3 separate regions of the Mus musculus genome follow, and regions 1 and 2 are each linked to region 3. Evidence: chromatin loops called from intact Hi-C (ENCODE). Cell type or tissue: gastrocnemius. All regions are shown on one strand.

What was found. Hi-C counts contacts between places; a loop is a spot of excess contacts. Peaks named below come from ENCODE experiments on the same cell type or tissue, not always from the same donor. Only the 100,000 strongest peaks of a DNase experiment are listed, where the experiment ranks them.
Region 1: a loop joins it to region 3, with 4 times the contacts of the local background. A loop is called at or near these places in 22 of 42 quality-filtered maps.
Region 2: a loop joins it to region 3, with 4 times the contacts of the local background. A loop is called at or near these places in 26 of 42 quality-filtered maps.

The regions. Positions count from the first base shown.
Region 1 is chr3:88,239,816-88,247,815 of GRCm38, reverse strand. Rhbg (Rhesus blood group-associated B glycoprotein) reads left to right here. Exons shown (of 10, transcript NM_021375.3): 3 at 1-129; 4 at 237-384; 5 at 1,835-2,001; 6 at 2,243-2,380; 7 at 2,550-2,683; 8 at 3,170-3,291; 9 at 4,150-4,223; 10 at 4,368-4,942. The coding sequence ends at 4,436. Among named protein-coding and RNA genes, the nearest start is that of Rhbg, 11 kb to the left of the region's middle. In gastrocnemius, CTCF peaks have their summits at 1,789 (motif pointing left), 3,540 (motif pointing right) and 5,091 (motif pointing right); DNase peaks (open chromatin) are centred at 3,565, 5,107, 5,561, 6,626 and 1 more place; H3K4me3 peaks cover 315 bases.
Region 2 is chr3:88,177,254-88,185,253 of GRCm38, reverse strand. 1700113A16Rik (RIKEN cDNA 1700113A16 gene) reads left to right here and starts at 7,469. Exons shown (of 3, transcript NR_045997.1): 1 at 7,469-7,667. In gastrocnemius, a CTCF peak has its summit at 7,637; DNase peaks (open chromatin) are centred at 3,686, 7,122 and 7,477; H3K4me3 peaks cover 1,472 bases; H3K27ac peaks cover 1,747 bases.
Region 3 is chr3:88,084,178-88,092,177 of GRCm38, reverse strand. It overlaps Iqgap3 (IQ motif containing GTPase activating protein 3), which reads right to left. Exons shown (of 38, transcript NM_001033484.1): 3 at 5,872-6,028; 4 at 4,823-4,900; 5 at 3,208-3,284; 6 at 2,450-2,517; 7 at 2,248-2,361; 8 at 1,862-2,040; 9 at 1,364-1,442; 10 at 544-707. Among named protein-coding and RNA genes, the nearest start is that of Iqgap3, 6.1 kb to the right of the region's middle. In gastrocnemius, no CTCF peak of the experiment used is centred here; a DNase peak (open chromatin) is centred at 4,290; H3K27ac peaks cover 387 bases.

The sequences.
Region 1 (8,000 bases), 160 kb before region 3:
GCGGGAGCTGTGCTCATCTCTTTCGGGGCTGTTCTGGGCAAGACTGGGCCAGCCCAGCTGCTGCTAATGGCTCTACTGGAGGCAGTGCTGTTTAGCGTCAACGAGTTTATACTACTCAGTCTCCTGGGGGTAAGTCTGGCTAGGAGTGGGTGAGACCTGGGTGTCCGTCCAGCTCTGAGATCGGAGAGGTGGATGGAGAGCAGGGGGCTGCCTCACCGCCTCTATCTTCTCTCCAGGTGAGAGATGCTGGAGGGTCCATGACAATTCACACATTTGGGGCCTACTTCGGGCTGTTCCTCTCATGGGTCCTCTACAGATCCCAGCTGGAGAAGAGCAGGCATCGCCAGAGCTCTGTCTACAACTCTGACCTCTTTGCCATGATCGGTGAGGCCTGCTGGGGAGACGTGGTGGGGGCTACAGAGCACCCTGCCTTAGCAAGGTCTTCTGGCACTGCCAGGCATGCTTTGGGTCCTTCTAACTTGTGTCCTGAGGGCCTGAGATCTGTGCTCATCTCTGCCCCTAACTTATGACCCAGTACTGGGGTACACATATGTCCATACCAGGCCCTGGGGTTTTCCCAAGTTCACCTCAGTCCTACTTGAAACTTTCTTGGGCTACGCAGCCCATGTGTTTGGAGCTATTCCTCACCCCTGCAAAGTCCTTCCTCTTCCGTGGCCCTGCCGGTGCTTGACCCTGCTTCTCCTCATAGCCCCCAAGCCCCCACATTGTCAGGCAGAAAGTCGGGGCCCTGGATCACCCCCAGGGAACAGTAGGGCCTGTTTCCCCCAGGTCCCACCTCTGCTGGCCTCTGGCCTCTCTGCTCTCCCAGCCTGCCATCCGCAGCTCATGCTTCTTTGGGGGTGTTGAATTTGGCCTTTAGTTCCTGCTCTTGCATAAGCAAGGCTGGCTCGATTTCCTTGCCCACATTAGGCTCACTGGGAAACAGCTGAACCCTCCTTGCCCTTGGCAACCCTTCACACAGGATACTTCCAGGTAAAGGGGTCGGGAAGGGGATGGAGGGCTCAGGTGGTCTGAAGCCTGAGAACTGAGCATGAGACACTGCGGTGAATGTCCTCTTCCTGAGGCAGCATAAGGACTTTGAGTCAAGGTGAAGGACACAGGTCACACACACAAGCTCCTGCCCTGCTGGCCCACCCTGCCGAGTCTCTGCTTCTTCTTCCTACTCTGAGATTAGTGCTGGAAGACTTAAAGTAGGACCTGGAGGTGGTGGCGCACACCTTTAATCCCAGCACCTGGGAGGCAGGCGGCTCTCTGAGTTCGAGGCCAGCCTGGTCTACAGAGTGAGTTCCAGGATAGCCAGGGCTACACAGAGAAATCCTGTCTTGAGAAACAAAACACAAACAAACACACACAGAGACTTGAAAGCAGGGATCTGCTTCTTGCCCCAGTGCAGAGTCTCCTGCACCCCAGCCCAGACTCCTGAGGCCTGTAGGGGCCACCTTCTCTAGAAGGTAGCTGAGTTGGTACAGCCCCCCCCCAATATATGAGTGCCCACAGCTGCTGTCTGTTAACAGCCTCTGTCTGGCTCCCCTTCTTTTTCTGGTTTAGAGAGGTGGTATGCTGGGGATGAAAGCTAGAGTGTGGTGTGTGCTAGGTATGCACTGTTCTATTGAGCTCTGCTCTAGGCTCTTCTTGAGCAGTTAGGTCTGCTGGGCCATGAAGCAGACATTTAGGGACATTAACTCTCTCAACTCTCACCATAGGAACTGGTGCGCAAACAGGCTGCTTAGTAGTGACGGACCTGTAGTGCAGCGCCCCCTGGTGGCAGGGCCACTCACTACCAGATGCTCACCGTGGCTACCCACTTGTTTAGGGACCATCTTCCTGTGGGTTTTCTGGCCCAGCTTCAACTCCGCGCCGACAGCGCTGGGGGATGGGCAGCATCGGACCGTGGTCAACACATACTATTCACTCACCGCAAGCACCCTCAGTACTTTCGCCTTGTCAGCCCTTGTCAGTGGAGATGGACGACTGGACATGGTATGGGGAAGTGGGTGAAGAGCCTGACCAAGGGAAGGGATACCCAGGGGCAAGCACTGAACCGCTATCTGCAAGCGGGGGAGTGGAATTAGATCAGGAGCAGAGAGTATATGAAAGCTGGCGAGTCGGTGGCTAGGTGATGGAAGGATCTAGAAGCACTAGGTGCCACTGTAAATGAGTATGGCTGGGATGTGTGGGTGTGATGGTCTTATAAGATACCTTGGCGGTTTTTTCCTTTAAGGTCCACGTCCAGAACGCAGCACTGGCTGGAGGTGTTGTGGTGGGGACATCAAGTGAGATGATGCTGACACCCTTTGGGGCGCTGGCAGCTGGCTTCCTGGCTGGGACTGTCTCCACACTGGGGTATAAGTTCTTTACGGTATGGTTGCTTTTCAAGACTGGGACTAAATATGGGAGGGAAGGAGCCTGGACCAGTGACTCAGGATTCCCAGACCTTCTGCTACTTCTCCACCAGGTTCTGGATACGGATAGATAGATTGATTATCCACTCTGTTTATCCAAGCCTGACTCTCCACCCTATCTTCCAGCCTATCCTTGAATCCAGATTTAAACTGCAAGACACATGTGGTGTTCACAACCTCCATGGGATGCCAGGGGTCCTGGGGGCCATCCTGGGAGTCGTAGTGGCTGCACTGGCCACCCACGAAGCTTATGGAGATGGGTGAGTCCTCCCTCATTCTCTCCAAAGTGACCTCTCTTCTTCCTCGAGAGCCAAGGGGAAAAAGAGCCTCTCCACCTGTTCCCATCCACCCATTTGGCCATTCACCTACCAGTATGGTGAGAACCGAGGGCCTGCTGTGGCCTGACCTCCTGGTCAGGGCCATGGATGGCCATAAAGTAAACAATTTCAAGAGCACTGAGCATTCCTTCAGGACCAGCAAGAGGTAATGACCTCTGGGGTCTACATCTCACACTGTGAGCCAGGAGTAGGGCAGGCAAAAGAGACCTTTGACTGGGTTCTGACAGGTATGTGGAGGTGGCTGGCTTAGGACAGGAGAGCACTTGAAGTGAACCTGACTGAGCAAAGGCCTGGGTGAGAGACGCTGGGGATCCCTGCACACCCTCTGGCTGCCCACAGGCACGAGTGACACAGGACACCCTGGCTGCCTGTTTCACATCCATCATTCCCTGTCTGGTCTCCCTTCAGCCTGCAGAGTGTGTTTCCACTCATAGCCAAGGGTCAGCGGAGTGCCACGTCTCAGGCCGTGTATCAGCTCTTCGGAATGTTTGTCACACTGGTGTTTGCCTCTGTGGGTGGCAGCCTTGGAGGTGAGTGGCTTTAGCTGGGCAAGGATGTCAGGTAAGAGCCCCAAGGAGGGGTACCCAGGAGGAAGGGCAAGGGATGCTTGCCCTTCCTGTAGGCTCACTTCCACCAAGATTCTCTCAGAACACCTGCCTGTGTCAGTGACTGGGCAGCATGGCCTCAGAGTGAGGAGGTACTGGTCTAAGGTCACACCGGCCACTGGGAAGGAAGGCTCCTCTCTGGGCTGTGTGCTGACGTTCTTGTGTTGCTCCCCTATGCCACTAGAGGGCAGTCTAACCCCAGCTGCTGGGAAGAGGCCAGGTTCTCCCCCACACCCCACCTCACCCCCAAATCTCCTCTGGGCAGCAGCAGACAGAAAGAAGGAGGCCTAGCTCACCCTGGAGTTCAAAGCCTTTCACAGAAGCTGTCTGCTCACTGGCCCTAGGTCAGGCATCCCCTCCTGATATCTGGCCTTAAGAACAAAACCTGATGCTGTAACATCCCTTCCCACTCACACCCACCCTCATCCTGAAACTCTCTATGGTCTAGTTCCCCGGGTCATGCTTCATGTGATCACTGTCCCTTAGGCCTTTCCCATGTGGAAGGCCACAAGAAAATGAGCATCTCTACTTCACAATTGAATCACGATACAGCTGCAGACATGAGCAAATTCTCTCACTTCTACCGGCTGGTGTCTTTGTGGGTAACTTGAGGGGTGGAGCCACCTTGCAGGACTTTCCCTTCTCAGAAAGGTGGACTCGCAGACCTTGGCTATCTGGAGTTCACCATAAGCTTATCAACCTGTGGCCCTAGGTGACAACCTCCCCCCCACCCCCCTGGGCAGGGACCAAGGGCCCTTACACACCCTTCCCTGTGGCTACCAGGGCTCCTGCTGCGGCTCCCCTTTCTGGACTCCCCTCCAGACTCCCAATGCTTCGAGGACCAGGTTTACTGGGAGGTGAGACACCGATACAGTTTGTCCCCCTTGACACTCCCTCTCTGCTCCCTTGCCTTGCCTTGGGCTACCACTTGCCTCTTTCCTTGTTTATGGGCTCCTTCTCAAGATCCCTGGAACTTTTCTTCATCCCTCCCTGCTTTGCAGGTACCTGGAGAGCAGGAGACTGAGACCCAGAGGCCTCTGAGGGGTGGGGAGTCAGACACCCGGGCCTAATTGCTGCCAGCGTGAGACTGTTCTCAGAGAAGACAATGGCTCCTGCCAAGAGAGCCTTCTCTGCCTTTGTTACTGTTGTGCCTGGAAGCCTGCCGCCCCTAGGCAGATCCCCATTAGCTGTGGCCAGAAAAGGCCAAAGCCAGCCTAGGTGACTGCCACCCCATTGACCAGTGTTACTCTGTTCCAGTGTCACCCAAGCCAGCTCCACTCTGGGTGGGAAGCTGGGTGATAAACAATGTATCACCAAGGACTCTGACACCTGTGTGCGCCTCTCCCTTTCACTGCTGAGGCCAAAATCTTGTGACAATCAAAGACCTTAGTGTTGACAAACCCTCTTTGGGTCCACAGAACTCCACATTCTACTGTATATGTCCCAACTAGTCCCATCCTCTCCAGGGAGAGGCATTATTGTCCAGAATGTCTGTGTCCACTTCAGCCATCTGATGCTGTCCCCAAATCCTTCCCTCAGCTGGCTTTCCAGTGCTGGGAAGAATAGGAAGAAGCCCAAAAGGAGCGTCTAAAGGGTGGTCTGCCACAAAACCTCAGCAGTTCAGCACCTGATGCCAGTTCATGGCCGGGTCCTGACGATGGCCAGGGTCATGTGGTTCTGGGACTGTGGATGAGGAAGGCAGCTGGGCGCGCGTTGAGCTGACTCATTTGAGCACAAGAGGGCGCTCTAAACCAACAGACGATGCCACCTCTATGCCTTGCCCAGGTCCTTGCCACCTAACCTTCCTAGCCGCCTCCATGTGGGTCCACAGGCATCCGTGCAAAAATCCGTTCAGGTGATGCCAGAAACTTCATATCTCATCCCACTCTTGGCGACTTCATCCCTTCGGCAGGTGGGAGCCCTTTCTGCCAAGAGCTGAGCACAACAACAGACACTTCTGCCTCCAAACTAAGGCCCCTCTGCGGGAGGAACCCAGAAAGTAAGGACACATCCTGGGCTCCACTTGCCCAGTGTGTACCTGGGCTCCCCCGTGCAGCTGGAGGTGGTGGAGAGAAAAGCTCTCTAGGGAGCTATAGTCACTTGTTCTACAGCCCTCTCCCCTCCGTACTTCCCTGCCCATTGCTGGCTGGGCTATGTAGGCTGGAGGATCCCAGGATTGAAGCACAAGGCTCCCAGTCACTGTGGAGAAGTAGTTGGGAGAGTTGGGACCCAGCTCTGGATGGGTGATGGACAGCCAGCTGGCTTGGCCTGCCCCCAGCTGTTCTGGTGAAGGAGAGCTGTGAAAATTCCTTCACTCATGGTACCGAGATGTTCAGGCTGGCCCTCCCTGCTGCTGGTTCATTTTGAACTGCAACCAAGCCTCTTCTTCAGGCAAAAAAAAAAAAAAAAAAAAAAAAAAAAAAAAAAGGCTCTTCCAACACTGGGAGAAGCCATCTCAATCCAGGGAGGCTTCCCCATTTTCCTTACATGCAGGGGCACACGATGGGTCCTGCAGAGTATGCTGTTTCATCCTTTGTGGTTTCCAGTGACGGTTTGATAATGCAGGAAAGATGGGTCCCTCTTTCAGGAGCCTCAGCCTCGTCATCACTGGTCCCCCTCATGGTGGGCTATCTATTCGGGATGGGTCAACAGGGTGACAGGGGGAAGCCAGGGACAGGGGCATGTCATCCCTCAGGACAATGAGGCCTCTGCCTCTCAGGACCAGCCCCTCTGATCAGCATGCTATCACTCTCAATGAAGAACAAGGGTATCCTTGCCTGCTCACGAACTCTGTCCAGCCCCAGTGCCTGAGCCCTGGGAACGATAATGACATAATGACGTATCCTCACCTCCTGCCTGCTTCTGGAAACTAGATTGAGGCGGTGCAGAAAGTCCCCTCAGAAGTGCCGTACTCTGGATTGGCACACTGTATATGTACTACGAAAGTTAAGTGTCCAAGAACACGGAGCAGGAGGCCGGGACCTTAGGATGTTCTAACAGCTATCCTCTTTGGTCTGGGTGGGAGACTACCTGGCCCGGAGGAACCTTCGACGGGCCGTGAGCATTGGGATTCGCGTCACGGCTCAGGCCGCTCCTTGGAGGAATTAGACACGGCGCGGCATCCGAGGTGCGGCCCAGTGGCTGCCGTCGCCCTCCCTCCCCCGGCGGCTTTGTCTGGCGAGCTGCGCCCACCGCCCGGCGCCCCCGTGCGCAGCCAACAAAGCAGGCTACTGTCCCCGGGCCATATGCAAATGCTCCAGGCGGCCAGCGTCCCGCCGCCGGCTTCCAGCCTGAAAGGGTCGGCCGGGCAGGGGGCGGCCGTGCTCCCGGGATAGAGCACCATTGTCTGTGCCGTCCGTGGCGAGAAGACCTGCACCGGCTTCGGGAGCTTCAGCTTTGGGGTCAGACCGAGTAGGCACGCACTGACCCCTGACCCCCACTCCCGACGCAGCGTATGCCTCTGAGTCATCGTGGCTGGGGTTCAAAACCAGCAGCCGTGGATTCTAGATGCTCACCCCTTAACCCATCTCTGCCCTCCTGCCTGTCCTTCCTTACATCACACTGATCTAGGGGAGTCTGGTAGATGCTTCTGGGGCCAATTCTCTTCCAGAGCACAGAGCAAAGTACTCGAGATGTCCTTAAAACAGAGCAAGTTACAAGGCAAGATGCCATGTTGGGTCGTCTGTGATAAGTGAGCTCCGGGACCACACGGGACTCCTTCTTGCCAGCCACCACGTTAGCAGGCCATTTTTACTGAAGGAACCATCAGCAAAGGCAAAACAGGTAACACCCAGTGACACTGGGGGTGAGAGAAAGAAGCCTGTGGCCCTCTAATCAGGGCAGTGGTTCGGCCAAAGAGGGATGTCCCAGAGAGCAGCCAGAGTGTCCGCTATGGGGACCCAGCCCTAACTCCAGGTCCCAGACACAGGCTTCCTGAGGCAGGCAGGGCCAGAGTTCACCTTTTTTCAAGTTCCTACCAAAGACTTACTTAGGTGAGAGGCACTCACCTAAGGGACACTCTGAAGAGTCTTAGAGTCTGCAGCACTGATACTTGTTAGTAGTTTCAGGCAAAAATTATTCTGAAAAATCTCAAAGTGACAAAAGATGCCTCTGAGCCATCGTGGCTGGGGTTCAAATCAACAGCCACCAATGCTCGCCCCCTTAGCCCATCTCTGGCCTCCTGCCTTTCCCTCCTCGAATCACATTGATCCAGGGGAGCCCGGGAGATCCTTCTGGGGTATCAAACTGTTCATCCCAGCTTTTAGGAGGTAAAGGCTGGTGGATCTCTGTGAGTTCTGGGCCAGCCTAGTCCACATAGTGAGTTCCAGGAAAGCTAGGGCTACAGAAAGAAACCCTGTCTCAAACAAACAAACAAACAAACAAACAAAATAAAACAAAAAAAAACAAAAGAAAAGAAAAAAGAGAAAAAAATGGAGAAGAAAGAAAAAGAAAGAAAGGAAGAAAGAAAAGAGAAAGTGCCAGGTGTGGTGGCATACACCTGTAATCTCAGGACCTGGCAGGTTGAGGCTAGCCCCAGTCTGGACTACAAAGGATGTTTCAGGACAACCTGAGATACAAGATTCTGTCAAATAAAAAAGAGAAGCATCTAGGATTTCCACAGCAGTGAGTGGACT
Region 2 (8,000 bases), 93 kb before region 3:
GTGTGTGTGTGTGTGATTGGCATGTGTTAGGTCTAAGGATGATTCTGGATTGAGTTCTCTCCTTCCACTGTGTCTTAGGTTCCAGGAATGAAGCTTGGGTCATCGGGCTTGCAGAACAAATGCTTTTACCTGCTGAGCCATCTTCCTGCTCCTGTTCCTAGTCTTAAATCCTTGCCCATTACATGCACACTTCTGTGCACATTCACATCTGGAAAGAGGGATAGGCAGACACAATTTGAGCATCTAAGAAAGCAGTTAACTAGAATAAAGACTTTAGGAGAAACTGATGTCTTCAGTCCTGAAGGTCCTGTGCTCCTGTTGAATGTAACCAGTGAGTCTGTCTGAATATAACCCCACAGTGGCTGGGTACAAAGGTGTGACACTCTAGAGGGAGTGTCAGGCTCTACACAATGGACTTCGAGACACTGGAATTTAAGGTTTGCTTTAAAACCAGGAGCTGATGATACTACCCTGAAAAGGAGTAAAGAGAAGGCAGCCAAAGAACAGACGGCTGTCCAAAAGAGTTGTACTTCCTGTGGGCCAGTGTGTACCAGGTAGAGAAGACAGACACTAGCTAGACAGCAACAATCTTCTGCCCTCACCCTGTAGCAAAAAGCACTTTGGTACAACAACCTCTCCTGTGCCATCAACGCAGCACTTTCTGTCTCCTTTTTCTTTTCTTCTTTCTGTCCTTTCTGTCTTTTTTTTTTTTTTTAAGATAGGGTCTTTATGAGTAGCCCTACTGTCCTGAAACTCCCTCTGTAGACTATATTGACCTCAAATTCCAAGATCTGTCTGCCTCTGCCTCCTGAGAGCTGGGATTAAATTCTTGTGCCACCACACCTGGCTCTGCCTCCTTCTGAGGAAGGGAAGTGTGACCTCCACTGATTACTGACTTGCTCCCAGGCCCACGTACCATTCTTACCCAGCCCAGCTCCCCTGCCTAGGCATGCTACAGTGGATTGAGCCTTCCTGCCTCAATGGACAATTGAACATCTGTCCCACAGACGTGCCACAGTCCTATCTGATCTGAGTAACTCTTTAGTGAGATTCCCTCTTGTCCAGGGACTCACAGTTTTGTATCAAGTTGACTGCTGAAGCTAACCAGGACAGTTACCCATTTTAGGTCTGCCTGTTTTCCAGTGTTTTGTTTGATTGTTTGGATTTTGTGTGTGTGTGTGGCACAAATGCTGGAATTATATAGGTGTGCACCACCAGGCTCATTTTCCATTTTAAATAATATTTGTTTATATAGATTTATTTATTTTATGTATGTGAGTACACTGTCATTCTCTTCAGACACACACTAGAAGAGATCCCATTATAGATGGTTGTGAGCCACCATGTGGTTGCTGGGATTTGAACTCAGGACCTCTGGAAGAGCAGTCAGTGCTACTAACAGCAGAGTAATTTCTCCAGCCCCATTTTCTTTTTCTTCTTTTTTAAATAATCTGGAAATCCAAATTATTTGAAATATTTTATTTATTTTTAATTAAGTGTACGTGCATTTGTGTGTGGGTTTGTGTACATGAGTTAGAAGCTGCAGGTCAGAGGTGGGGTTACAGGTGTTTGTGAGCTGTTTGAAGTGGGGTGCTGGGAACAGAACTCAGGTCCTCTGAAAGAGCAGCATGCTCTCTTCACTGCCAGGCCATCTCTCAAGCCCCTGAAATATGATTTTTAAGTGTCAGATACCAATTTAGATAGAGTCCTTTTGCAGACAGGGTTTACTATGTGGTTGTGGCTGCCCTAGAACTCACTTTGTAGACCAGGCTAGCTTTAAAATCTGCCTGCCTTGGTGCTGGGTGCTGGGATTAAATGTGTGCACCTCTATGCCCCACTAAATTCTGACTGCCTTAGAACTCAGTGCCAAACACAGCACAGCTCTCAATCGGTGCCTACCGTCTCTGGCACAGAAGGCAAAGGAACAGGTACCAGGGGATGAGTGCAGAAGAACCGCTTACTGCAGGAACACCAGTACTGAGGACCAAGCTCAGCCTTCTGGGTCCTTCCAGCAATCAGGAATCCCAGCCCATGAGGAAGCACCTCACCAACTTCTCATACTTGCTCCTCTCTTAGCAGTCAGAACTCAGCAGGCAGCAGAGCATCATGGCACATGCACTTAATCCCAGCACATGGAGACAGGTGCTACTCGTAGAATCTCTCAGTTGAAGGCTAGCCTGGCCTAAATGCTAAGTTCCAGGACAGCCAGCGCTGCATAGAGAGATCTGTCTTAAAGAACAAACAAAAAAAGAACTCACTAAGCCATCCTACTTCCTAAAACCACTGCTCCATTGTTCTATATGCCCTGTAGGCATGTTCTAGAAAGCCTCTTACCTTTTCCTCCTTCTACAAAATTATGGTAATAAAGTAAATTGTATTTGCCACTTCTTTCCTTCTTTTCTCATTAATTGCCACCACTTGTCAACTCACTGCCATCCAAGGTCAGCTTCCACCTCTAAGAGGGAAATGGGTCTATTGCCAACTTCATTAATATTGTCCCAATCAATCCTTCACCTCAGAGATCAATACTGTTCCTTCTATATTTTAGTATTTCACTAAACTGGAAGAGGGGGCAGAAAGGGGGTGGGCAGCATGAGCCACTGACTCTCAAAGGCTGTTTTCAGGAGACCCTCAGTGATGCATTTCAACCTGACTCCCTGACATCTGTGAACACTAACTACCATGTCTTGTGGTGCCCTACCATGAGCAACATATCCTGAGAAGGCTGGGGCCTATGTAAGTGCCTTCCTGCACCATCTTGTGACAATCCAGACCCCCTTCTTTTGCCTTTTTAAAGATCTGTGTATGGGCTGGAGAGATGACTCAGTTTAGAGTGCTTGCTGCTCTTGGGAAGACCTGGGTTCCAACCCCAGCATCCACCCAGTGGTTCACAACTGTAGGAACAATTTTGGAGTCGCGGTTCCTTTGAAAACACAGAAATATTCTGGGAATGGGTTTTTGTTTTGATCCCAGGTGTGGGGATATGGGGTTGCTTTGGACTGACCACAGCAGGTACTATGATTTGCCTCGTGCTCTATAGGGGAGTACTTTTGCCAGCTGTAGTTTCTGCAAATTGTGTGTCATTTGGAAATCTGGGGACTTTTTAGAAGGTATATAAATGCTAGGGCCCTGATAGGTGAGTTGTTGGTTGTTAAGTAGTCATGGACAAAGAAGAAATAAGAAATTAGATATTCTGACAGCAAAGTTCAAACTTGCCCCAAGGAACTCAGTGCCCCCTTAATCAGCAGGAGGTAGTTTAAGAATGACATAGCTCCCTTTCCTTTCTGTCCCCTTTTCTCTCTATCTAGTGTGAGAGGGTTGAAAGGGTGGGAAAAAGGTGGAGAAGGGTGGAAGAAAGAAGAACCCACAAAGTAGTAAAAGACAACTCACAACCATCCCAACTCCAGTTCCAGGGGATCCAACACCCTCTTCCGACCTCCATGGGCACTGGGCACACATATGGAACACGTGTTCAGAAAAAACATCCAAACACATAAAACTAAATAAAGCTACTAAAAAAGGTTTGTGTGTGTGAGGCCCTCCTGCCACAGTGTTTGTAGAAATGCTTTATGAACCAAGTGCAGCACACGCAGGGCTCTTTTTGCCTAATAAACCTCATGCTGCTGCCACCGCCACCGCCTCCTTTCCTCCCTCTCCCTGGGCAGGATCCCCAGAACACCCGGCATGCTTGGCAAGCTCTCTGTCACTTGGCCACACCAACAGAGTTTTGGGAGCTTTCACAGACATCACACAGTGCAAGCAGGTCATGGTGGCACATAGTTTTCCAGGATGGAGAGGGCAGTGCATTGGATCAGCACCTGACTTTACACTGAACATCTTACACTATTTGTTTTATCATTTATTTATGTAAGTTTTTCTCTGGTTCTTATTTGTTCATTTTGAAACATTGGGAATTAAACACAGGCACTGACAGATGCTGGGTAAGCAGTCTACTATCCTCATTCTCTCTCTCTCTCTCTCTCTCTCTCTCTCTCTCTCTCTCTCTCTCTAATTTTATATGTATGGTTGCTTTGCATGTATGTCTATGCACCATATGCATGCAAAGTGCACTCAGAGGCCAGAAGAAGGTGTCAAAACCCCTGGGACTGGAGCTACAGATAGCTCTGGACTACCATGTGGGTGCTGAGGATTGTACCTGATACTCCAGAAGAGCAGCCGGTAGCCTTTTAACATTTAAGACATCTCTCCAGCTCTCTTCTTCCTAAAGGAAGACTTGCTATGTAGCTCGGATTGGCCTTGGACTCACTTTCTGCTGAGATGACAGGTGTGTGACACCTAACTCAGTGTGAGACTTTATTTTGAGGTAAGGTCTCAGACTGGCTGTGAGAGCTAACCTTTGTTGTCATTCACACAATGAGGGATCTTCAGCTGAAGAATTGCCACCAACAGATTGGCCTTTGGGATAGTTGGGGGCTGGGGGTGCAGCTAAACAACAGAATGCTTATCTAGCACAGCTAAGGCTGTGAGTTCTATTCCCAGCACCACAATAAACAGACACATTAACTAGGTAAGTTAAATAAAAGAAAGAAAGAAAGAGAGAGAGAGAGAGAGAGAGAAAGAAGGAAAGAAAGAATGTAACTAGGGCTGCAGAGATGACTCAGTAGTTAAAGCACTTACTGTTGTTCTAGAGGATCCCTGGGAGGGAACCCTAGCACACACATCAGGTGGGTCACAACTGCTTATAACTCCTGCTCTAGGGGGCCTCATGCAGTCTTCTGGCCTCCAGTGGGTACCTGAACATGTGTGGTATACATACACTTAATAAATCTCTTATTTTTTTTTAGATTTATCTATTTTGTGTGTTTGAATGTTCTGCCTGCATCGCATGTCTGTGCACCACTTCTGTGCCTGCTGTCCATGAAGATCAAAAAAGTGTCCGATCTTCTGGAACTGAAGTTGGAATGACTGAGTTATCATGTGGGTGCTCGGGGAACTGTGCCTGGGACTCCCAAAAGAACAAGTGCTTTTAACTGCTGAGCCATCTCTCCAGTCCCTAAATAAATCTTTAAAACGGCATAAAATACTAGCTGAAGGGATCAAGCCAGAACACAGTGTTTCTCCATTGTTTTCACTTCCGTTCCTTCATCCAGGTTCCTGCCTTTAGCTCCTGTCCTGACTTCTTCTGGCGAGGGATATTAACTTGTAAGTTAATAAACTTGTAAGTGAAATAAACCCTTTCCTTCCCAAGCTGCTTTTGGTTAGAATGCTTTATTACAATTTAGAAAGCAAACCAGTAGACTGGCCTTGGACTTGCTGTGCAGTCCAAGCCAGCTTTGAATTCACAATCCTTAGTGTCCCAAGCATTTTTGTCACTAGGCCCACCATTTAAATTATTCTTTATACATATAAAATGGATGCCAGAGTCCCAGCATTTAACCAGTAAGCAGGCTGATGCCAGCCGCACGCACCCTGCCTGTGCTCTTTTCCATCCCACCCTCCAACTCTGCTCAGGTAACTACCAACACACCCCACCTTTACCAGCCCTCGGCTCTGCCAATGCTTCTGTTATTTTGTTATATTTGAACTTCAACAACTTTAACTCTGCCTATGCTCTTCCATCCCTGGATGGCTCAGTATTTAAAAGCACTGACTGCCAGGCGTGGTGGCGCACGCCTTTAATCCCAGTACTTGGGAGGCAGAGGCAGGCGGATTTCTGAGTTCGAGGCCAGCCTCTACAAAGTGAGTTCCAGGACAGCCAGGGCTATACAGAGAAACCCTGTCTCGAAACCCCCCCCCCCCCAAAAAAAAGCACTGACTGCTCTTCCAGAGTTCCTGAGTTCAATTCCCACCAAACACATAGTGGCTCATAACCATCTGTAATGGGGTCTGATTCCTTCTTCTGGTGTGTCTGAAGACAGCTACAGTGTACTTATATAAATAAAATCTTAAAAAAAAAAAAAAAGAGTAATTATCCCAACTTGACACTAGGTCACTGCGAGCAACAGTCCCTAACAATATAGGACCCCTGGGTGGGGAGATAGGGCCTCTTGGCTGCTTCACCTGGACAGTGTTTTTTGGGACTCCAGCATCTTAAGCCTCAGCTTGGGATCTGTCTACACGATGTGGCGGCCACTGTAATCTGGGAACGGAACTCCTTCTAGGCAAGTGCTCTACCATTAAACTAAGCTATACCTCCATCCCAATAGAAGGGTTATGTGAGGACCTCTTGAGTGAAAGAGTATAAGACAAACTGTGAAACCTCTCTAAATAAATATTCTTACTACTGTAGCAAGGTGTCTGCACAGATTCAGGCCAATAGCTCTCAGGCTATTCGCACTATAATCTTACCGCCAGAAGACAGGAAAATAGAGCAAGGCGTGTCCAACCTGTGGCCCATTAAAGTGGACGGCATCTGTGACTACTTCTCCAAACAAAATCATTTGTGGCTCTTTTTTTTTTTTTTTTTTTTTTTTAGACCAGAGTCTCTTATATTTCGGGATAGCCTTGAACTTCTAATCCTATATGCACACACCAGGTCGAACTCCAGCAGAACTCCGGGCTCGGAGCTACATCCCCAGCCCCGCGATTTTTTTCTTTTTTAAATATTTATTTGTTTGTTTATTTATTTATTATATGTAACTACACCATTCATTTATTTATTTATTTATTTATTTATTTATTATATGTAACTACACTGCAGCTGTCTTCAGACACCCTGGACTGGCATCAGATCTCATTACAGATGGTTGTGAGCCACCATGTGGTTGCTGGGATTTGAACTCAGGACCTTCGGAAGAGCAATCAGTGCTCTTAACCACTGAGCCATCTCTCCAGCCCCCTTTTTTAAATAATTCAATCACGCAGTTTTTCGGCGTGGACTTTGTGGTTAACAGTTTTGACAATGACAAATCGTTGCATTCGCCTGTCGGATTCTCCTTCTGGAACGCCCAGGCAATGCCAGATCTTACGCAGTGCTGTCAATCTCAGTAAAATTGCCAAGGCTGAGGGTGCTAATTCTCAATTTGTGCAGGAAGTTGACGATGGGGGTTTTACGCATGCGCACCTCCTCAGAGCCCCAGAGAAACTGCCCAAAACTAGAGCTTCACGTAGTTTCACCCTTGCTGAACCTTCTGAGTACTACGCACGCATCTTGTGCAGGCAGCGGTTGGCCGGTGCTTCCATCACTCACCCGAAGGGCCAATGGAGTGAGCCTAGTTACCTACTTCCCCCTGAGTAGCAGGCGGCGCCGGGCGTGGCTTGAAGGCCTTTGTTCCACGCGCGGCGGAACTTTACGAGAGGCTCCGGAGCGTGCTCTGCCACCTGCTAAGCCCCGGAGACGCAGTCAAGGGTCTCAGCGACACCTTGGGGGAGTGGGGCAGAACGTACGGAAATGGATGTTAGGCGACTCTACAGCCTACCTTCTATACCCGCCCCCTTTCGCCTTAGAGTGGAGGGTTACTTTGAAACCCGGAAGCAATTCATCTCCGGAACACACCGCGGGTCACGTGGGGGCGGTGCGTAACGGGCGCGTGATCCGGCGTCCTGCGGGTCTTCCCCTCCCCAGGGGCACCCAGCATGCTTTGGGCACGTGGCAGCTCATGTCCTAAATAGGAGTAGTCCTGGGCCGCTATCCTGTGAGGGTGGAGACGCTCCCCGAGACTGGACAGACACCGAGAGGTGGAGCTGAGCCAATACGAGGCTAAGGGGTAAATCTGACTCACCCGAGAGGCCGGAACTGACCTGCTGCAAACTACCAAGGAACTTCGCTAGGCTGGGTGGCTAGAACGGGGGGGGGGGGGGGGGACCTGTAAACTATGCTAAGGCTACCTCTTCTATTTGAGACCCAAGTCTGAAACAGGACAGGAAAGTGGATTTGCTCTTCGTCCAGGTAGTGAGTGATTTCAGGCTGCAAACATTCAGGTCCAGAGCCTGAGATGAGATCGCCTGGGTCCCTTCCACATCTGCTGATCCTTGAACAAGTTCCCACACAATCACAAGGCTGGAAAAGATAGCCCATGGGACTAAAGGATGAGTCAGAC
Region 3 (8,000 bases):
CTGAATCTCCAGAACCCTTAGAAACCTTGCCTGTAATTGTAGCCTCAAATGCAAGAGGCAAGTCTCCCGGATCGAGCTGCCTAGCAACACTAGGCAGACTGGTGAGCTCTGGGTTCAGTTACGAGAACCTGCCTCAGTGAATAAGGTGGAGGAGTGCCTGGGGATGACTCCTGACACCAACTTTGGAGCCCCCTATACACATGCTCACACATTGGCCCTCCCTCGTGGGCACACAACTATAGACATACACCCATACCCTGGACATATATACACGAAAAAAAAATGTGGGAGAGGGGTCACAGCATTGGAAATAAAATTGATAAATCAAGATCCCAATTCAGCAATGGGAAGCATATGGTTACCTAATGGACTGGCCTGGTCCTTCCATCTCCCTCTGAGGGACTCTAAATAGACCCAGACAGCCCGCCTGGTCCACAAGGCTTTGCGCAGTGACTCAGTCATTTAGATATGGAGTCAGCGATGACATGCACGTAAGAGGCCATTTCCCACCCTAGGGGGAGACAGGTGCTGGCCAGAGCGGACCTGTGATTTCTGCTCTCGGTCTGAAGTCAGCTGTTCCAGGTACCAGTCAGCAAAGGTTCCTCTCACCCCTTGTAGGGCCAGGACAGGATCGTGAAGGGCCTCAAGCAAGGCCCCAGGGTTCTGCCTCTCCAGAGCGTCGTCAACAACTTCCAGTGCCCCCTGGACTGAAAGACAGAACATCTCCAAGCGTGTGGCAGCTTACCCCTATGCACCCCAGCCACTCCTGGAAATGTACCTTCTTCCGACCTCCTAAAAGTCGTTTCTGTCCTTGACCTCTAACACAGAGGGCCATGTGGGCCAGCCTCTATCTTCCTCTTGCTCTTCACAGCCCTCCTGTCTAACTGTCCCAGACCCCCCGAGAACACTCTGATCCGATCAGACAAACGAGTGGAGCCTTCAGGTTGCTCCTCTGCCCGCTGCCTTCTCTACCCCATCGACCCGCATCCTTCCTTCTTTGCTTTCTTCCCTCTTTCCTGTGCTTTTGAGAAAGTCCCACAATATGGCCCTGTGAGGTCTTGAACTCTGAATCTTCCTGCTTGGCCTCCTGACTGCTGGGATCACAGGTACGTGGTATTATTATTACTGAAGGACCTGAATTCAATATCCACCCCCAGGCCCGGGAGCTGAAAGCCTTGCCCATTAGCCTCTGTCTTAATAGCTCTCCATCCCCACAGGATCTCTCTGGTAAGAACCTCTCTGCTGAGGCCAGAGAGCAGGACACAGCGTCCCTGGCCTCTGATCTTTCCCTAGGGCAGGCTCTGGCTCACATAAGGCCATGAGGCTGTGTAGAGCATCCCAGGCTCTCCCAGTCATCTGTTACCGTTGGCGAGGTTGATGTGGCCCTGGATCTCTGCCTGGGTGAGGCAGGATTCATAGATGTCCTGCTCCTGACCATCGTCCTGCAAAAGCGAGATGGAGAGAGACTTGAGATGGGGAGGTGCGGGGGTGGGGTGGGGGGGTGACAGCACAATCTCTTCCTCCCTATCCTTGTCATTTCTGCAGACTGACAGCCAGCCAGGCCAAGACCAGCCTGCTGAGGACTGAGGAGAACGTGGGGTCTACCCCCAGACACCAACAATTAAGCCAGTCGGCCTGTAGACTCTGCAGTCTGGCCTCAGGGCTCATGTTTCCTTCCAGACCCACTTCAGCTGCCTGAGGCTCATCCCTCCAGCCTGCTCCCTCACAGAGATCACCCTCCAGCTCCTCTGCTCCTTCTCAACGGTCCCCCGAGGCAGGACAAAGCACAGTCCTAGTTCCCGCTTGAGACTCCCTAGGCCTCTCAACTTCCTGGCCCCTATAACCCAAGGTTTCTCCTTACATGATTCCTGGCATTGGCCGCCTTCTCCATCTTGGCTAGGGCCAGCAGCTCTTGGTAGACAGCTGCCAGAGGTTCTCGAAGATTCCCCAGGAGAGCATTGGGATTCTGCAAGGTGACCAGAGTGTCCTCTACCACCCCTCGCTCCACGGCATCATTGATGGCCAGAATAGCTGCATGGACTTGGAGGGGTAACACAGCAAGGTCAAGAAGCCAGAAGGGACCCAGACCAGAGCACAGTTGGCCGAAGCACCAGGGAGCTTGACCCCCTTGCCTGTGGATGAGGTGCCAGATCCCTCCCAAGGGCTATGAAGCTTGCAGTGGCGCCCCCTCCCCTCCATGCTGCCCCATGCTCCCACATCCTACCCAGGGGCAGAGTCCAGCCCTACCTGCAGCCTCATCGGCTGAAAACTCATTGGCCAGGATGCCCCCGATCTTGCTGAAGGCCGGTAACTGGAGGCCATATTTGGCCAGTTCAGAGGCGATGTTGCCGAGTTCCTCAGCTGCAATGACGCCAGGGATGCTCTTCATTAGGCCTAGAACCCCCAAGCCCCTGCTTAGTCTATGGACAAAGGAAAGGAGCTGGCTTACCTGTGAATTTCACTTTCCCATACAGGTCATGGATCTGTGGAGCCAATCCCAGCCGGAAGAGGAAGAGACTGGGAAGGACAGAAGGTATTAGGACATTGGGATGTACTAACCTCCACACCTTGACCACAGGTGTGTAAAATGACGATGGAGACCCAGAGGTGGAGAGCACTTAGCAGTTGCCCTCCAGTCACTCCAGTGCATGGGAATAGCCAGCCAAGAGCCACAGAAGGAATAAAATACCATACAAGTCTCTATAGCTGTGGCAGCTCCACAGAGGGCACGCTGCAGCGGAAGTCACAGTGGAGACAAGAGGAAGATTACAGCAAACACAGCCACAGAGGCCAGAAATGGAGGCAAAGAAGGGTCCGGGAAGAGAGGGCGTGAAGAGGTGACACTGAGGACCCGGGATCTGGCCAGGCCCATTCTATGATTCGGCCAACTGTAATGCCTGCCTGTGAATAGAACCAAGTAGCCTCCCATGCTGGCACTAAGTGGCTTGCACGAGCTGCTCCTGATGGGCCCTTGTTCTGACTCATTCACGTCCAAGTCATGGCTTCATCCTGCTGTTCCTTCATTTGCAAGGCACACACACACACACACACACACACACACACACACACACGTGCTCACGAGCACGCTTATGAACGTAAATACCCAAAACTGCTCAGTCGGCTATCGCCCTCCCTCCTTTCTACAGCATTGATTGCTCTTGGCTGATCCAGGTAGAGGAGCCTGGCTGACAAGTCAGGCTGTCTCACCTGAGAGCGTGAATGCAGTAGATCACCCGAGGCATGTTCTTTTTGTCATAGATGTCTGTGGTCTCTGGGAGGAAGATCTAGAGGAGAAACCAGACAATTGCTGCACATTGGGAAGAGCGGCACCAAGGAGGGCTGTGCAATACAGCTTCCAAGCTGGCCTAGGGAGGGAGGATCATGTTGAACAATGCATCCCTCTCCAACCAGAGCTGGGAGTGCCTGCAACCCAGGCTTCTAAGTCAGTTCCTATAACCATTCCCATTTAGTCAGATGTCAAAAAGGCTTACTAAGTAAGCCAAGACGCAGCCAGTTACATAGTCACAGAGTGTTCAGGGTCAGCTGACCACTAGATGGGACCTCTGGAGCTACAGGATGCAGGCTATAGTCTCCTGTAGGGAAATCAGGTCCCAGGCACTCAGCCCGAGTGAGTCTGGTCCTTGACCGGAGATTTTCACCACATAGATAATGTACTCTGGGCCGTGCGCTTAGGCAGGGCTGAACAAGGCATGCATTGCTATGACCCACAAAGGCACCAAGCATGCCACGCTGTTTTTCAAGCCAAGGGCCTCTGATCTGCAAAAACCTCTAAGAAATGAAACCTGGGGCTGGAGAGATGGCTCAGTGGTTAAGAGCACTTGCTGCTCTTCCAAAGGAAGAGGTTCAACCAAAGGACCCAGGTTCAATTCCCAGCACCTACGTGGCAGCTCACAACTCTCTGTAACTCCAGTTCCAGGGATCTGACACCCTCACAGAGACACATATGTAGGCAGAAAACCAATATACATAAAAGTAAAAATAAATCAATCGATCATAAAACATTATTATTAAAAAGAGAGAGAGAAAGAAACGAAACATAAGCTTAGTACATCCTATGTTATAGTCAGCTTAACAAGGGACCAAAGCTAGAGAGCTGTCCCACTTACACCAACACAGCATACGCCCACCACTGCTTCTGTCTCCTAAAATGTCTCTCTTAAAAAATAAAAATAAATAAAAATAAAAAAAATGGGGCTAGAGAGATGACTTGGTTGTTAAGAACACTGGCCACTCTTCCAGAGTTCAATTCCCAGCAACCACATGGTGGCTCACAGCCATCTGTGATGCAGTCTGGTGCCCTCTTCTGGCATGTAGGTGTACATGCAGGTAGAACACTCATACATAAAATAAATAAATCTTTTTTTTTTAATTTTTTTTTAAAATATGTAAAAGTGTCTTGCTTATATGTATTCAAGTGTACCACATGCCTGCCTGGTGCCTATAAGAGTAGAAGAGGGAATAGGGGTCCCTGGAACTGGAGTTCCAGATGGTTATGAACCAAGTGGCTATTGGGGAATTGAACCCAGATCCTCTGTAGATACAGTAAGGGCACTTAACCTTCAAGCCATCTCTCCAGCTGCCCTTTCACTTTTTTTTTTTTTTTTGGTTTTTCGAGACAGGGTTTCTCTGTGTAGCCCCATCTACACTACACAGGGGCGCCACGTGACAGTACTGATGAGCCTCAGTCCAGGAGACCTTCCCTCCTTTCATTAATAGGGAGGTGACAGCAGAGACCTAACAACCTAGTTCAAAGGCCCAGAGTCCCCCGAGGAACTTTCTCTTAGATCACATGGAGTCTTACCGAAGGCAGACCGATGTGGGCTACCGCAGAGAGCCAAAAGTTGATGTTGTCCGTGTGCCGGAAATGCAAGCCAGTCGCCTGAAAGGGAGGAAAGAGGGAATGTTTTACCGGTCTCAGGACTCCCTATGGGAGGAGCCCAGATGCCAGCTTAAGTGGGGAGGAAGGATAAGAGGATCCAACGGATGCTACCCTGTGGATTCTCTGCCCCATGGAACAGAAAAATAGTGGAAACCACCAGAAATGGTGATCGGGCTGGACAGTGGGGAGGCAGGGACAGAGAGGGCAGTGCAGTAAGGCTTCCAAGCTGGCTCAGGACAAGAGGCTCGAGCTGGTTAGAGCATGAAGAAGAGACTTGGGGCTGGAGAGATGGCTCAGCGGTTAAGAGCGCTGACTGCTCTTCCGAAGGTCCTGAGTTCAAATCCCAGCAACCACATGGTGGCTCACAACCATCCATAATGAGATCTGACACCTTCTTCTGGTGTGTCTGAAGATAGCTACAGTGTACTTACATATAATAAATAAACAAGTCTAAAAATAAAAAGAGAGACAAGAAGAGACAAGCAAGACCCTTCAGGGTGGCAAAGCCCACGAGCCTCGGAGTGTGCAGTGTAATTAGAAAAACCTCCAGCCATTTGTACCTCAGGGCACCTTATGGCCCAGGCAGCAGGGCTCCATGCTGTTAGGGGAGCACCCACATGGCAGAGAGATGCTAGTGAATAGATACTAACCACATACAATTATTTATACTTCTTTTCATCCTCAAAAATGACTGTATATGGACTTTTTTGTTGTTGTTTTTTTGAGACAGGGCTTCTTAGTGTAGCCAGCCCCTGCTGTCTTGGGACATGTTTTGTAGACCAGGCTGGCCTCAGCCTCAAACTACAGAGATCCGCCTGTCTCAGCCTCCCAAGTGCTGGGATGAAAGCATGCATGTCACGGCCAGCTCATATATGGACCCTTAAATGACGTGGTCCCATACCCTTATAGCTGTGAAAAGGGGCATCTTGGTGGGGGAGAGATGGTAAGGGGATAGATCACACTGTGTCCACCTGGTAGCGTAGCTGCTCCACGTCGTAGATCTTCTTCAGGGGGACCACAGAGGGTGCAAAACAGTGGCCCAGCTTGGCCAGTAGCACTCCATTCCGGAGGCTCTCCTCCAGCTCCACAGGGGAAGGAAGCTCCTCCTTCAAGCACACCTCCATCCAACTATGAACAGGAGAGCATGTCTTACCCACTGGCAGGCCACACAGGTCCTTGCGCCTGCAGGATCTGCCCATCCCTTTTGACCTGACACTCCATCCCTTCCCTACCCTATTGGCTTGCTGATCCCCAATTTCCCCAGGCTGCCACAGAGGCCTGAATAGGCCAACCCTTTCCCTCATTCACCTTGGAAAGCCTCCCTGGGTGGCTCCCATACCTGCCTGCTGTAGCTGGTCTTTGCTACTTTACATGTTCTTCTTTTTTTCACCCTTTCTCCCCCTCCCCCTCCCAGTTTGATGGGGGGGTGGGGGAGAGAGATCTCTTAATCTAATTTCTTTTTAACTATGGCTATTAACAAACTACAACCAACCCCCATGAACAACCATCACCAATGCCTCTTAAAGCCCTCACTCTCTGAAAAGGTCCCAGAATTCCAAACAACACGCAATGGCAGAAACTATATGCAGCTGTTGAAACCACGCCTCTGCTAGAGCAGGAGGCAAATCATAGTCAGCTGTTGTGGGCAGTCAAAGCACACCCCCCCCCCCCCCCCGCGCGCGCACGCACGCACGCACACACACACACACACACCCCCCCCCCCACCTGGGATAAAATGAAAGCACAGTCTTACAATATGTCTGTATTTTTATAGAAAACAGCTGAGCATGGTGGGACATGCCTTTAATCCCAGCAGAGGCAGAGGAGGCAGAGGCAGAGGGATCCCAATGAATTCCAGGCCAGTCTGGTCTACAAAGCAAGTCCAGGACAGCCAGGGTTGATTACACCAAAAAAATCCTGTCTCAAAAAAACAAGACCAAACCAAAAAACCCAAAATTCTAAAACTGTCACTACAGCCTGACTTCATGGAGGTATAGCCAGACTCTTACCCTGATGTGTAAGGTAACCTCTCACTTTGTCTGGCTACACACCTGACTCAAACCAAATGGGCTCTGCCATTTCTCTCATTGTTTATGGTTCTGAGAACTTAGGTACAGAAAGCTCATGTCTGATGAAATGATTTCCTCAGTTCACCTCTGAGACTCCACTGCATTCTGTAGAAATGAGGCCAGCATCACCGGTCTTCAGTGGGCAGCTGCCAGGATCAGGGAGCTATCAGTCTGAGCACACTTTGAATATAAATGCATTTTACTGCTGGAGGTTATACAAGTCAGGCACAGTGACTCCCTAAACAGACTCTCCAGATATTGAGGTCTACAGATAGTATGTTTCCAAAGGGAGCCAAGCAGATCTTATTTCGAGCTGTCCTTGCTAGACATCTGATTTCCTATCTGCTTCATCCTATCTTCTTTTTGGAAAACATTAACAGAGACTATTGGCTAAGAAAAAAAAAGGGGGGGTGGCGCTGGAGAGATGGCTCAGAGGTAAAAGGTTCCAATTCTGATTCCAGCATCTGAATGGCGGCTCACGCATCTGTAACTCTAGTTCCAGTGGATCTGATAACCCCTCTGGCCTCCAAGGGCACCAGACATGCACACGGTACACAGACAAACATATAGGCAAAACAATCATATACATTAAGTTAAATTTTAAAAACAAATTTTTTTAAGGAAATAAAAAGGGAGTGGAAAATGACTCAACAGGTCAGAGTGCTAGCCACACAGGCATGGGGGCCTGAGCTCAAAGCCCTGCACCCACATAAAACCCCAGGCATAGCCACAAGTACTGGTGACCCCAGCAGCCTAGCTCCAGGTTCAGTGAGAGACCTTGTCTAAGGAAAATATGGCGTCTTCTATTGAGCCTGAAACTAATCAAGACTTTGTTTTGTTTTCTTTTTCGCTTTTTTTTTTTTTCTTCTTTCTGAGACAGAGTTTCTCTGTGTAGCCCTGGCTGTCAGGGACCTCTGTAGACCAGGCTGGCTTTGAACTCAGAGATCTGCCTGCCTCTGCCTCCCCAGTAGTGGCACTTTACTGAGCCACCTCCTTTGGGCTGACCTTGATTTTTTTTTTTTTTTAATCCT